Linked DNA regions of Homo sapiens: region 2 is linked to region 1. A link is a loop called in an ENCODE intact Hi-C map of the cell type or tissue named here. Cell type or tissue: heart left ventricle. All regions are shown on one strand.

The links. Peaks named below come from ENCODE experiments on the same cell type or tissue, not always from the same donor. Only the 100,000 strongest peaks of a DNase experiment are listed, where the experiment ranks them.
Region 2: it touches region 1 in a loop (6-fold over the local background); 3 of 110 quality-filtered maps call a loop at or near these places.

What each region holds. Positions count from the first base shown.
Region 1 is chr2:237,508,432-237,516,431 of GRCh38, reverse strand. MLPH (melanophilin) reads right to left here. Exons shown (of 16, transcript NM_024101.7): 3 at 5,637-5,858; 4 at 5,331-5,443. MIR6811 (microRNA 6811) reads right to left here and starts at 5,501; the gene lies at 5,444-5,501. RefSeq lists enhancers at 2,648-3,148, 3,149-3,649, 5,030-5,530, 5,531-6,031. In heart left ventricle, CTCF peaks have their summits at 3,258 and 3,476 (motif pointing left); a DNase peak (open chromatin) is centred at 3,471; H3K27ac peaks cover 3,847 bases.
Region 2 is chr2:237,089,227-237,097,226 of GRCh38, reverse strand. It overlaps COPS8 (COP9 signalosome subunit 8), which reads right to left. Exons shown (of 8, transcript NM_006710.5): 4 at 7,233-7,365; 5 at 3,030-3,137; 6 at 1,343-1,405; 7 at 358-405. Among named protein-coding and RNA genes, the nearest start is that of COPS8, 7.3 kb to the right of the region's middle. In heart left ventricle, a CTCF peak has its summit at 3,854 (motif pointing left); no DNase peak of the experiment used is centred here.

The sequences.
Region 1 (8,000 bases):
AGGGAGGTGAGGCCCAGCCCTCATGCCCCCTCTCCTTTCTCTGCCCCCCAGGGCTCCTTCCTCACACTGACCTCCTGGGCCTGGCCTCCCTAGCACAGCCCCACCGTCTCTCCCTCCTTTCTCCTACTGACCTTGGCTTGGCCGGTGCTGTGGCTGTGGCAAGTGATTTAGGAAAGGGACCCCAGGGTTTAGAGCCAGCAGGCCCCGTGGACCATCCACCTTTCTACTCCAGGGGCTGAGGGCACAGCTGGCACTGTGGAGGTCAGATCCTCTGGGCCCAGCCAGGCCTTGCTGCCCCTGGACACCCTTGCCCTGGGACCTGCCCCTTGCTCTCTGTGCCTCACGGGTCACAGGTGTGAACAAGCAGGCATTGGTGCATTGGAGTGTGCATTGTCAACTGCAAAGGGAAGCAGGACTGCGGGTGCAGGGCCCAGGGTGGCCTCAGAGCCACCTTCACTCTCTGCTCTGTGATGTGGGAGCTGGCCCTGCACACCACACCTCTGCCTTGCCTGCTCCTCTGTGAGGGCTCGGCTCGCAGTGAGTGAGAGTGGGAAAAGGAAGGAGAAGGAATGTTCCCCTTCCTGTGGCTTCCAGCACCAAGCCCTTGACCCTGACAGCTGGTCCAGCTTCATCACGGCCCCTGAGACATGGGCACCAGTGGGCAGCACCCCTGCCTTGGAGGGCTGGGTCCCACCCCTGGGTGGCCTCCTTGGAGCTGCCTGTTTCTATTAATCCCAGCCTCTGCCCTTTGCTTGCACCCCTGGTAGTTGTGGGGGATGCAGGCACTCCTGCAGTTATGACCTCTGATACCTCAGTATCTCCTTTTCCCATTCTCAGTTAACAGCATTTCAACCAGTTCCTTATGTGAAACGACCGCGTGGTTTCTGTTTTAGACATTTCCCTGACTGGCCCACCTGTGATCCCCGTGGGGATCCTATCCTCATCTCTCGGGCCTGGGGCCCCTCTGCAGGAAACTCCTCCCTTGTGGTTTTCACTCCCAGAGGCACAAGTGTCCCTATTCACTGGACTGGCTGTGCTGACTGTCCCCAAGTGGGGACAGCAGGGCCTGGCTCTTCCACAGCACTACCCTCAGGACAGCCCAGGACCCGGCACCTGGCGAGCATTCGGCGGATGTACTCAATCAATCACCGACGCATCTTCCAAAGCCTCCTGCGAGATGGAGACCTCACTGTGCACCTCCTTTCATCCGCCCCCGAGTGCCGTACACCCTCCTCCGTGATGTCCACACCAGCTTACAATTCTACCATCGACTGGGCCTTGGGAAGCTCTGGGTTCTCAGGCTCTGTCCTGAGCCAGCAGTGATCTTTTACATGGGTTGGAAAATTAAGTCTCATTGTACAGTTTTCCATTTATAATACAGAGATAGAAATAGTCAACCAGTTGGCAAAACTGGAAATCTGAACGACGGACTTTATAACAAACAGCTGAGATCAGGTGACAAGCACACGCTGTTACTGCCTGTCCTGCCTGAAGCTGCCACTGCCATTCACTGCTTTGCTGCCTGTTTAGGAATGTCTGGGAAGATGCTGGGGTGAGTCAAGGGGACCGGCTGCCTGCCTGGGCTCAGAGGGCCTCAGTTTCCCCAGTGGAAGGAAAGATGGGGGAGGCAGCATGGTACATTTTTTACTTAAATCTTTCTCTTAAAGATAAAAGCTGTCAAGGGTTTTAAAGGGGCCTGCAGGTGCCCGTGTCTGAGCTCTGACAGGTCTATTTTTACACACTCAGCGGATGCCTGCCTGGCTGGCAATGCTGCTGGGGCTCAGAAAACAATGCCCCAAATGAGGGCCTCAGCAGCAGCCTCAGAAGCAAAGTTTCTCTCTGACCTTCTCCTGCCCTCTTGTCTCTCAGGCCCATTCTTCCCCAAGGCCAGCCACAGAAACTAGAATCCCTCTTCCCCAAGGCAGGACATAGAAACCAGTATCCCTTTCTCCCAAAGCCAGCCATAAAACATACAAATATCACTCTTTCCCTCTACTTTTCTGTGTAAAAACTAGCCATAAAGAAATTATCTGGCTGGGCATGCACGGTTTATGCTTGTAATCCCAGCACTTTGAGAGGCCCAAGTGGGAGGACTGCTTGAGCCCAGGAGTTCAAAACCAGCCTGGGCAACATAGTGAGAACCCATCTCTAAAAAAAAACATTAAAAATAAAAAAAGAAATTATCTGACCTTCCTTGTTTGACTTTAGGTCATAAGACCCTCACTCCAGAGAGCATCCCGCCCCATTCTCGGAGGAGGAAAGGCCAAGAAGAATCCAGGCAGACAGACCTTGCTAGGTTCCCCACTCAGCCTATTAGCAGCAGGTCCGGCCTTGTTATATAATCTTCTTTCCACACGCAGTCCACCCTTTCTTGAACCTAAGCATAAAAATGGACAATTTCCCTGCATCTGTGGGTCTGTATTCTGAAGGCTCCCATGTATACACGGTAAACACATTTCTAAATCTTTTGTCCAATGAATCTGCCTTTTACGAGATGATTTTTCAGTGAACTTTCAGAAGGTCAAGGCTTTTGGCTCCGAACGTGCCCAGATGACAGAGCCAGAGAGCAGACCTGGTTTTATTTTTGTTCTCTCTGGACAGTGAGTGCCTTGAGGAGACGCATCCCAAACCAACAGGCAGAGACCCCGTGAACTCCCCCTGCACCCAGGGATGCGGAAATGAGCTTTCTGGGGCCTGGGGACCCACCTGTCAGGGTGATGTCCCCGGCCCCCACAATGAACATGAAGAGGAAGTATCCCAGGATCTCAGGGATCCTTTTAGTGTTGGTCCCTTTTGTCACTCTGCACTTGGGCCAAGGGGGCAACATTATCCTACCTATCTGATCAAGTCATGCTAAAAAAAAGAAAAAAACCAAAAAAATTCCAAAAGATTTTCCTTGTTCCTGACATGGAACAGAGATTTTCTGACCACTCTTGATAGGAGAAAACAAAAATAAAACCACATGAGCATAAAGAACCTAGTGTTGACGTCAGGCGAGGTCTGCACTGTCAGGCAAAGCTACCACCGAGGGAAAGAGGGAAAGGCACTGGAAGGGAAGGCACGGGGGTAGGGGGACTGGGTGCCCAGCGACCAGTCCAGGGGTTTTCCCTTCCTTTCTTGGCCATCGGCCATCGAAGCTGCTTCCTGCAGAGCCTGCCGCGTCCTCTATGGAAGGCCTTGGTGAAACACCAGCACTCTGAAGGTTCACTCAATGAAGACCCCCAGAGGCCCACTTACTAGCTGGACAAGGTCTGCATTAGGCCCTGGCTGGGTCAGGTTTCAAAACATTAACCTTAAGCTTTTTTACCCTCCTTTTTTTTTTTTTTTTTAAAGGCACAGCTTTCCCAGTGTTTGTGTTCCTTGCTTGCGCCCTGTTTTAATGTTGTAGTTACAGGTGTCCAGCAGGGAGGAATGCAGCCCCTGTGGGCGCTTGGGGGAGCTGCTGGGAATCCAAGTTCAAGGAGCAGCTGTTTTCTGTTTTCTGTTGCCCCACAGCGCCACCTCCTGGCCCCTTGGTGGTGATGATTTTGAAGTCAGCAGGTTCTGGTGGGCCGTGTGAACTCCAGCAGCTCTGGGCTGAGCTGTGGAAACACTGCGTCCTTTGAAATAATACAGCTTCCTGAGCCCACCCCAGTCCCTAAAGACTGCCTCTGGGGTTGAGATTCTGAGATGCTTGACAGCATGGCTTTTCCCGGTGTTATGTGTCGTTTCTATCCTTAAGCCTGTTAGGGGTGGACTGGAGGCTGGACCAAGCTCCACTGGCTGCAGGAGGACCCTTCTGTGGGCTCCAGGCTGGCCGTGTGCGTGTGGGGAGGTGGGATTTGCTGCTAGGCTTCATGATCACTGTGAAGAAGCAGCCCCCAAGAATAGGGTGATAGGCCCTCCCCATGTCACCGGCCGTTCCTAGTCACATCTGTTGTTGCAGCATGTTATCAGTAGAGCCTCCTTTTACTCTTAAAAATGCCCTGGTTTGGATGATTGATCATACCTGCCCCCATCCCCACCCCACCACCCAAAAAGTGCAGCCACCCTGTGGTGTGCGGTGTACTGCTCCAGCGGTGCCTCTCCGTGGCCTCTGTCCTAAATTAAACGATGGGCTAAGATGCCTTGAAATGCCTGCAGCAGGCCCGGCGAGAGCTTGAATGCTCAAAGGTGTCTATGCCAACTTCTGCTTCTTCAATCAAACTTGAGGCTTTAAGAGACAGGCACGAATAAGGTGTCTCTCCAGAAGGAAGGCCTGGGGGAGACGCCTGGGCTGGGGCATGGTGAGGACGCCCCAATCCAGAAGCACAGCCTCTGCCCTGGACGTGCCCAGCTGCCGGAGCCAGGCGCTGCCTCGTGGCCCTGGAGAAACTCGCCTTGGTCTTGCAGATGGAGTCATCCAGGACACTGAGACCCCAGACACCTGGCTTGGTGGCGGCTGTCCCACCCGAATGCTTGGCCGGGCTTAGTGGCAGAAGCCTTGGACTCCAGGTAACAGGGACAAGGTGAGCTTTCTCAAAAACACTGATGGGTTAGCTCCCTTCAAACTCAAATGCAAAAGACCCCCCGGCATCCTCCCACCCTCTCCCTGAAAAGATCTCTTCCAAATGCCTTATGGGGGATCTTACAGGCGAACACATTGTTTAGTTTAAGCCTACTGCCTGGATTTCAAATTCATCATGAAATAAATACTTGGATTCAAAAGATGAAAACAACTGAATTACAACAGATTTCTCTAAATCTTGATAATCACCAGATTCATGTGAAATGTTTGTTGAAAAGAGAGAGCCTAGGCCCCAAACCAGATGTCCCAGGGAAGAAGGGCTTGGAAAACATGTAGTATTAACAAGCACCCTGGTGATTCAATCAGCAGCTGGGTTTCAGAAACTTGGCTTTGAGTTCTCAACTTACTTTGAAGATTTGAAAACAATATAATTTCAAATATTGGCAACTTCAGCAGCACCCAGGACTTCTGAGGTGCTCAGACCAGGCCAGTGGGATGCAGAGGTTTGCACCTCACATAAAAAGGAGCCAATTTCACAGGGCACAGTGGCTCACACTTATAACCCCAGCACTTCGGGAGGCTGAGGTGGGTGGATTGCTTGAGCCCAGGAGTTCGAGGCCAGTCTGGGAAACATGGTGAGATGCCTGTCTCTACAAAAATTAAAAAAAAAAAAAAAAAGCAGCCAGAAGCAGGAATTCACAGAGAGGCATGTGCATGCACACACATGTGCACACACACATGCACACACACACGTACACACACACATGCACACTCCAAAGGAACCTGCTTTAATATTCCTAAAATGCCTGGGAACAAAAAGCCGTTCTTACTCTCCACTCCTTACCTCCACCCTGCAGCCGCCCGTGGAGGGACCGGATGACCTTGGCACTTCCGAACCTCTTGAAGCGGGCTTTCACATGCTCATAGTACCACTCCAGTGAGCCGATCTTCACGACTCTGCAGGGACAAGCACAGGCTCATGGCACTGCCTGAGTGCTGTACACAGGCCTGCATAAATCTCACACACACACACACACACACACACGAGTGTGTGCATGTGTGCGTCCACCCTTCTTCAGCTAGCCCCATGGAAGGGACACGCCAGATCCAGAAACTATCAAGGTCATTTTACCTCAAGGCCTGGGCTCACCTGGCCAGATGGCAGGGGTCACAGATCCAGCCCTGCTCCTCCGGGTGGACGCGGCCACAGCTTTTGCAGGTGAAGAGGCCACATTCCAGGCACTGCCTTTTGCTATTCACAAGCAGCTGGTAGGGCTGCAGGCAGCGGGCGCAGTGGGTCTCGTTCAGATGGGCAGTGTCGGAAAGCAGCTCCCTCTTGGAGCTTTCCTTCTTAATCTTGCCCTTCAACGCCCTTGGGAAAATATCAGAAACAAGAAATATATTGGGCATCTTGTTTTTGCAACAGGCTTTAAGTGTGTACACGTACATACACACACACACAGACACAGACACATACACACACACAGTAACTGTCTCCTATGCAGAAAACAGTGACCCAACGTTGGGCAAAGCCACACAGGCATCTTTGTTTTGAGGGCTGAGCTCAAACGGGCAATTTTGGTGGCTGGAATGGAATGGAAACACGTTAATTTCATAGAAATGATATTGCATTTAAGCATTTCTGTGGCTGTTTACAATTGTACCAATTTTGGTTGGCAGGTCACTGCGCCCTCCCCAGGGCAGTCACAGAATCCTGGGGGCAAAGCCAGATGGTGTTTCCTGATCAAGCATTGTTTTGGTCTCCTTCAGCAGGGGGGCAAGAGTTGAGCTAACGCCCCAGGTTTGCTCCTCTAGAGCGCAGCTGAAATGGCTCGGTGAGTTTCCAGAGCAGGAATCATCTAGCACCCGGAAGTCTACAGTTCTCCTAGACCATCCGAGTTTAAATAACACAGCTTCCTGGTGAACCTGCCAAGTTGAACTGATTGGAAAGTGTATCCTTAGATGATAATGAACACATTTCTTTTGTTCTAGATTTCAGAGAATGTCTGCCAAACGTAATATTTTCAGTTTCAGATGAGATAAAATTAATCCATTCTTAGTGACAAAAACAAGAAGGACACTAGGTGCCATTGTCTTCTGAGAACTCTGAAGCACACTGATTTGGAGGCGGACACCCAGAGTGCAGCAAAGGTGAAGAGAGTGGAGGAGTCCCACCAGGCAGGGGGAGGCCACCTCCGGTTTCAAGTGCAATTGGCTGAACTTCACGATTTTCCTCTCTCCACTATTTACAAAAATGTTCACTGAGATGGACACGAAATCAGGCTCTTGTCATAGCTTCAAAAACCAAGAGAAAAAGGGTCAAGCAGTTGTAGGAATCTAGGGGGATACCGCCATCCACAGACTACAGTTTAGATAAAGCTGCATTGACAAGGTAAAGTCTTTGTCCCAAACAGAGGAGCACAAGTCCCTGGAGCCAGATGGGAAGGGCCTCACTCCCTCCATTTCCACCCTTGCCAGCTCTGCACCAACCAGAAAACCTGGAGGCCACCCCTTCGCTGGACAGGGCTTGTTAGCCTCTGTCCCAGGGAGAACCTCTTCTTCTGTATCCAGGCAGAACGGTACCCTGAGGGCCAGCACAGCAGGAAGAAAGACAAGGACATGTGTACTGCCCTGCATTCCAGGCTGGAGGAGTCCTCTTAAATAAGAGCCCAGAAGTGTCCTGGGGCAGCAGCTGGAGGCTGATATATTTCAGAGGCTGAAATTAGGGGAAAGGAGAACTGTACTGTGCTTTAGATTCTTTAAAACATAACTTCCCTTCTTCATAGCCAGAGACCAGGAAGGGAGGGCAGAGAAGACTCCATTTGGGGAGACCAAATGACATCTGCCAGCCACTCCAGGACGTATCAACAAGACCCGGAGCTTCCGATCCTGAGGAGTGAATGGGGCCAGAGCACTCCATGCACTCTGCTAATTGGGTTGACCAGAAGTCACTCCTCAACAGGCAAGAGCCCGGCACGTGGCTCCAATTTAAAGTTAGCTTCAGGAATAAAAGACCCTCCTGAATGTGACTTACCATCAGAAACAGACTCGAAACAAGTCAGCTTGGTGTGCTGAATGGGGCATAAGCAAGTACGTGCAGTCTCAATGAGAGGGACAGAGGAGACACAGGAGGAAACCAGGCTGAGATGGGAGCACCACCGGCTATGCTGGTGGAGGTGGAGAAGAACTGGTTAAGACAGAGATGGCGAGAAATCACAGCTCACAATGGAGGGGGAAATGGGCACAATTTCTACCGTGGAATATTAGATCCAATGATTTCGAAGAGTGGTCTTCAAAGTGTGGTCCAGGGACCTCTCTTCTGGAGGTTCCTAAGATCCTTTAGGGGGGTGAGTCACAAGGCCAAAGCTATTTTTGTAATAATGCTGAGACATCATTTGCCTTTTCTTTGCTCTTTGATGCCTGCACTGAAGGTGTAAAAACAATGGTGGATAAACTGCTGAGGCTTTAGCACGAGTCAGGGCAGTGGGCCCAACTGCTCTGACAGTCATTAGAT
Region 2 (8,000 bases), 420 kb after region 1:
AAGAAAACCCACAAAGAACCTCAAGGAATTTACATTCCAACATTTAAATTACTACACGTCAGCCTGGGGACGCCTTCTGAATAACAGTACTGGTGAACAGCTCTGGCAGGCCTCCCTGACATGAGAATAAGAAGGCTCTGCAGCTGGCCCAGAGGAGGGCACCGCCTCAAGGCAAGCTCTGGGGGAGCCCAGTTTCACTCTTGTAACCAGATGTATTACTACGCATTTATGAAATTTAACCTCTGTTTACAAGGTAAGAAATAGATACACACACTCACACACACATATACATATATACTACAAAAAAGAAATTAGGAACAATGAGACATTAAAAAATGTGCATATGAAAATACATACCTGATAAGGGAATAAACTTGTTAAAGGAAACATCCAGGGCCCCTGCAACTAAATTCAAAAAAAAAATGTACAGCTCAATTTACAGAAGTCATTGTAAAGATCTTTCATAGAACATGCTATTTTCAGCACAACATGCATTTAACGGCCATTTATTTCTCAAACAGGGATAACAACTGTGCTCCATTATAATTCTTTATTATATTACTCTTCCCCCACTATCTCACTTGACTGGGATCATGTCTTCTCACTCTTTGTAACTCAAAGGGCTGAGCACATTGAGAATCCTTTACTGTATGTTCAGCAATGTCTAAACATAGGCATTCCGAGTAGGTGGAAGGAAATTTGGGCTGACGTGGATGAAGGCGGGTTTATGGAAGTGGGCATTAAGCTTGGCTCTAAAGACCTGGCAGAAAAGACACTCCTGGTCAGCAGGAGGAAGAGAAACTATCAGGCGGGAATGAGTGTGGCTCACTTCCAACAGGAAGACTGAGGGGCTGGGAATTCAGATAAAGACAATGAGGGCAGGTCATAGAAATTAAGGCCTTAAAAGGAGGGCTAGAGAAGTTAACTCTGTGAAAGTGGAAGCCACAGGAAAAGTGCCTGTATGACTTGAGTGCAAACAGAAAAGGGGGGCAGTTGAATATTTAAACATTTTTTTTTAATACAGACAACAGCTTGGATATGAAGGATAAGCTCAGTTACAAATGGCTCCATAAAAGGATGGAGATTAATATTTAGTAAAAACTAAGGTGTAAGGACCATGAAAAACCTACGTAAAATCATTTATATACAGGAAATACATTTTTAAGAGTTTAAACTAGGTGATCCTTTCTACCCCGTCTACTACGCTTTATTTAAAATGAGTTATTTCCATTGTGTTAGTATAGCCGAATTTTACATCCAATTATCAAAAACCAAAGACTGAAAACCTGAAGCAGTCTTAGAAGAGTCCAGTGCTGCGTAAATGGGTGAAAGCTCCACCTACCTGGCTTTCTGGGCAGAACCATTCTTGTGGTGGAATCAGCTTGCCATCCTTGTTCTAATATGCCTAAAAAAGTATATTACACATAAAGATCCGGAAAGAATAAAACACCCCACAAAATCCACAACTTGTCCATGACATTAGTTGTACAGAAGACCTGATGTGTTTAGTATAACCCGTCATATGCATTTTTACTAGAAAGGTATATTACAAAGAGCATGGAAACTTATTATTGAAATATTTCTGAAACAGGTATCAAAGCCTCATTTTACTCTATTAGGTTGCTATAATCATTAAAAGATGGTTAGTTTTCTGTCAAGAATATATTATAGTATTAACCTAATCAGTATTATTTAAAACAAACAGAAGGAAAACTGATATGGCGCCTTTTGTGACCATCATATCAGTAATAACAAAGATGGCAATAATAAAAACAGCTTCCATATATGGAAGGTTTACCTGTAGGTACCAGACTACGTGCTTTTATAGGGATGATTTTATGTAATCACCACAACTCTATGAAGTGGGATATAGGGCCATCGTTTGACAGGTATGGAAAATAAAGTTGAGGGAAATTCAAGTGATTTGTCCTAAGTCACATAGCCACTAGCATCAGGGACGGGTGGTACCAGCATTCACATCCAGGTGGTCAGCTGAGAATACGAGCTCTGAAGTATGTTATATATAGAAAATAAATGATGGACCAATTTTAAGAGCCAAAAGAAATAAATGTTTGTATGAGTAAATAAAAGTAATAACTTAGAACTTTCATTAACCTATCTTCATGTATCTACAACTATGCTAGGCCCTGGAAATTTAGGATGTAGTGCGTGATGGTGCTCATATTTTAGCTGGAGAATCAAAAATGTCAATCATGGCAAAACAATGCAACAAGGTGTATACGATATATATATATATTTTTGATATGGAATCTCACTGTGTTGCCCAGGCTAGAGTGCAGTGGCACAGTCTCAGCTCACTGCAACCTCCACCTCCTGGATTCATGCGATTCTCCTGCCTCAGCCTCCTGAGTAGTTGGGATTACAGGTGCCTGCCACCACACCTGGCTAATTTTTTGTATTTTTAGTAGAGACGGGCTTTCACCATGTTGGCCAGGCTGGTCTCGAACTCCTGACCTCATCATGATCCACCCGCCTCGGCCTCCCAAAGTGCTGGGATTACAGGTGTGAGCCACTGCACCTGGCCAGGTGTATACAGTATTCTATAACAACGAGCAACAGGAAGGATTAGTCTGGGCATCAGCTGAGAAATGAAAATGCAAAGTTACATTTGGAGAGACCAGCAGGTATGAGTGGGGAGCAAGCAAGCGCCTAGGGTATGGGTCAGAAATGGCAGGGAAAATGAAAAGGGACGTGGGGATGATGCTGCCTTTATCAAATAAGGGTGAAATAAGGATTTCCAAATATGAGTAAAGAGACCAATTAAGACATATTTTTGTAACCAACTGTGTGGATACTCACACATTTGCTTGCTATAGAACTATTAATATGCTTGACTGCAGGGTGCCTGCTGGGTGTTCCACAACACCTGTTTCATATCACCTCTCAAAAAACACAGCCTGGACTCCAAAAGCATATTCTGTTCCAAGTGTTTCAGAGGAGACTGTGAACCTACAATTCACACTTCTATTTTCCATTTTCCTTATAAGTAAAAAGTAAGCCAAAATTACCTTTCACAGCCTCTTCTACAGGAAGTCCAACAAAGGCTGCAAAATCATCGGCGATGATTGAAGTATACGCTTGAGAGACCAGGGCAAAGGCGCGTCTCCTTGTTGCATCTATTGTGGGAGTGGTGGGTTGGCAGAGAGTGAACCAGGGAGCAGCATTTTCAAAGCACATTGTTAAATCACACCACTGTCCTTGTCTAGTTTTCATAAGCAAGGCCAGATGAACCCAAAGATTTCTGTGCTTATAGATACAAATACATATGCCCAGTATGTACGGGGGGTTCAAATATTGCTGGAAAAAAATACATTTCTTACACTTCCTCTTGGATGAAAAATCTCAGATAATGAAAATTACAAAGATGGAAAAAGGTTACTAAACACAAGGCTCTAACCCTAAGAAAATGCAGTATGTTTATGCAATGGGGATATAAATTTTACTTATCTTATTTCATTTACAAATGCTGGAATCAAAGGAGCAGAAAACTGATTTGCGTAATCAGCTGTCCTTTTCAAAAACGTCTCTAATACAGGACCACACCTGGGAGTTACAGAACAAATCTTGTAACTGGAGCATTCTTCCAAGTCTGCATCAAACTCTTGACTGAATTAAGGTTCAAAATCCTAAATTCCCACCTTGAAAGAATGACTCTAAGAAGGGACTGCCAAACAATACCAGCAACGAAAACTTTCCTGAAAGTGGCATTTAGGATTGTCCCCAGGCTTCCATACCCAATTAAATAAACTCAGGAGTACGGTAGAGTTGAGCACTGTGAAACCAGCTGGCCTTTCTCCCTGGGCATTGCTCATTGGTAATGCAAGAGCTCCTCCACCTGGTGGTCAACATGCTTAGGAAATATTCTGGATTTTACTTTCCATATTTAATAGGCCAGTGTACATATGTAAAACAAACACCCTAACATATTTAAAATCTTCTCTCCATTCCTGGGACATTGTCAAACTACACCAATTCCCCCAGATACCCTTTGTGCCAAACGAGTCCACTGGCTCTCAGACAAGTCTTACACCTTCTCCCCCTGGGGCTTTTGGTTTATGCTATCCCGTGGCCTGAAATGCCCTCCTGTCTGCTCTCTACCATTCCTAAGTCTGTTTATAATTCATTACGATCTCTGCCCTTCTCTAAACTCAGCAGTATTGTTTACACTTCTACTTTAACAAGCAACTTTCCACTACGGCAGACACTGTTCCACCTATCCCCTTCTTTTCAATTATATTCCAAACTTCTCGACAGGAAGGGGTATCTCTTATCCTCAAAGTCCCCCAAACACCTAGCATCTCCAGTGAAATATATGCCAAATACATGCTTGTTGATGGCATCACGAGGACCAAAATGGGGCACGACTCCAACACTTAGGCTTTGTTTTCTCAGATTCCTTAAAAACTGCCGACACTCCCATCCCTTCCCCTCATCTGAGCCCGACATCCTCTCCAGCTTTCACTCAGCCACTGTCTGCTCTTCCTTCTGTGGCTTTACACTTATTATTGTAGGTTCCTTCCTTCCTTCAACCAGCCTGTAACCTAACAGACTTTGCAATACCAAGAAACGTTTTCTATTAAGGCTGCATACATTCAATGGAAAAGAACTGAGCCAACAATGGAAAAGAGCCAACAATGGAAAGTATACTTTTTTTTTTTAGAGAAGTAAAAGTATACACCATAAAACTATATTCATTTGGTAAGTCAACTGTATTTCAAAAACATTTACTTCAGTTCAAATATTCTGGCCATATTTTCAGAGTGGGGAATAAAACAGGAATACAGTAAGAATGGAGGAGATAAAAGGGAGAGAAAAGTAAAAAGATATCACTGGAAAAGGAAAGAAAAACATGTGATGGGAGAAGTGAGTTGACAAAGCAAAAATAAAGGCTAAGTGTTCTCTGTCTCAGAAGCTGCAATATCCACTTGGCACGAATCACATCTACATTCCGACTAGTCACTCTGTGATCCTCAAGTTGTGAAATCTGTAACCTCAGGCCCTAGAATGACACGCTGGAAGGTGGAATAAATTGAGCCAGCACCTAATATCTGTGGCAGTAGTTGATGGAACACATTTTTGGTGAAAACAAATGCTAACAGAATGCAAACTCAGTTGTTCAACAAATACTCAAGTGCTGCTCATCCATCACTGCCAGTGCTGGAGACAGAAGGGAAGATGAACTAGTCACTCCCATCCTTTCGAATCCTCTTCTGTCTTTCCCAGCCATGCTGTGTGCCAGGGAGGTTGGCCGCCAATGCCTGTTGCACCTGAGCTCTCTTGCTTTGGCGAATTGGGGCTCTATCAGGTCAGAGGCTGGGAAGGAAGGTCAGGGAATTCACTTCCTATGCCCTTTCCCTGCCTTGCTCCAGCTGACCTTCTGTATCCATCCTGTGGGGCAGCCCCAGTAACACTGGCCCCTCGCCTTGCCCTTTCAAGCCTCAGATGAGAATGGCTACTGTCTACCTAGTTTCTAAGTACTTCCTCAGCCCTTGTTTCCTGCAAAAATAGTTTTCACTAGCTTCTCTTAAGTCATTTTCAGTTTTCTAATAGGACTGTGCCTAATTTAGAAGAGAATGGAAAGAGATCTAAGAAAGTGATTGTTCTCAACTAGAAAATAAGTTTCTAATAAGTTAAGAAGCAAAATGTTAAATTCATCAGTAAGACCAATCTGTTAAGAGACTATCCTGACCTGGCTGCATTTTACAAAGGAAACCACAGTACCATTCATGAATCTGGAGATTTGTAAAAGTCTCAGGATATGTTCAGGAATACTGTAGTGCTTTAGAATAAGGTACATGTTTATATATTAACTCATTTACAACCTGAAAAAGTACTATTTCTAATCACATTTCACAAATGAGGAAAATAAGACACTGAGGAGTCACCCTAGTAAGTGACAGAATCAGAATTTGAACTCCGGAAGCAAGGACCCAGAGCTTAAACTCCCGCATGGTACGCTATATAGCCTTTCCTGGGTCTACTGAACTGCTTGCCAGGAATTCTCAATCTCATGGAATTCAGTGAGAGGCGGCTCCGGGAAGGAATAAAACTACGGACCCGACGGTGCACAAGAGAATGCTTGCTGAACGAGTAAGGAGTTCCCAAGCCCAGTCCTGCCAATCAACCCGCTGTAAAACACTGGGAAAAGGCACATGGCCTGTGACCGCCCCACCACAATCACAAGGCTGAATCACGAGGATACTATGGAAGTCCACTATAACGCTAATTCCTCAGGGCTTATATGAAGAGGTTTCTGGTGCTACTTTCTGAAACTGCCCCTGCTGTACCTGTGCAATCTTCTTCCACACTCCTCCCTTCCCATCTATCTGCCTGCCTTAGGACTCTGCTCATTTCATTCACATTTAAAGTAGCTGCCTCCTGTTCTGTCACTTACATTGTTATGTTTTATGCTGCTAAGAATTTTACCATTCCAAGGGAATTATGTGCATTTCAGAAACAATCTCTGCTGTCTGCTGCCCTGTAAAGCTGATATCCCTTAGCAGAGTGATGAACAGTTATTAAAAAAATTCCTGCTCACTGACTTCCTCCACAGCAGGAAGGCATACAGTGAAGGTGGATATTAACTATGGAAGTAAGGGTAACAATAAGAAATAACAGTACATGACAACATAAAACAAGATTATATAATTTTATAAAGAGTGAACCAGGAGGACTGGAAGCAAATGCTAGGGGTGAGAGACTGTAGAGAGGCAGGGAATGAGATTTTATTGTGGGATCAGTGCTCTGTCACACCAGGCTTGTAATCTTTCAAAGCAATTAAAAACACATTTGAGCATCTATGTATTAAACTGATAAATTATAAAATCCAGAAGCTTAAGACAACACCTATCAAAGGCTGAGGCTGACAAAATTCAAAGAGCAGTCTCTATTTTCACATCTCTACAAACCCATACCTTAAACTTATTAGAATATTACAAGATCTCGTTTTAATAGCAAAAAAAACTCTTAAAACTGACGAGCAATTTCTGTCTAGAATTAAGAAACAACAAAAGCACAGCAGCCAATGTAATCTCAAGCAACAAAAAATGAAGAAGCATGATTAGGGCAAATCTAAAAAATTCTGAAAACTGCTCTTTTCACCTATCAAAAATATCTACTTAAACACACACCACTGATTTATTACTTCAACACTGCAGCACTTAGGGACTAAGTCTCATCTAATTTCATTTTTAACCACAAAGAAACACTACCTCTAAGTGCTTCCATAATTGGCTGGACCGTCTCAGACCACTGGTGAGCGTTGATGGTTGTATAGATCCCAGGGAAATCTCTCTGCCAGATTCTTTGTCCTACTGACCAAATTCCCCCAAGTTCAGAATTTGCCTGCAATAAATATTATTGCCTTAGAGGGTATTCACTCTGTAAATGCACCAATGATTGTATCTTAAAACAAAATACCAGAAATGATATAAAAACTTGTTAGCTACATCATTAAAACCTAATTCAACATTTATTTTAAAAGATGCAATTACTTTTTCAGCCCAATCACTATCAAAAGGTTTTTAAACACTATGAGCAGTAAGGTAAAATTTATCTGTAGGGCTGATATAAATTTATTACAATAGCAAATTAAGGCATGAGAAAGTAGTCAAAAAACATTTCAGAATTAAGCCTGGGGACTAATTAGCTTAAGGATTGTTTTTAAAGATGTTGTATTTGTATTTCATAGATATATTATGAATATATATTTAGGTCAAAAGTAATAGCAAAATGGTTAACAATAGAGACTCTCAATCTAAGATGTCATACATTGTAGCCTCTCTAAGGATTGAGTTTCCACTAACGCCATTGAAACTTATGTGCATGATTTATAGTACTTCTTTATTTAGCCAAAGAAGCTGAGGAATATTCCAATCTTACTTAACAGAACAGAATGTATGAGGGAAAAAAAAAGAGTAAAAATACTAATCCGATCTCTTGATGAATATCAATAAACAAAAGTTTAGATGAATTCTTGG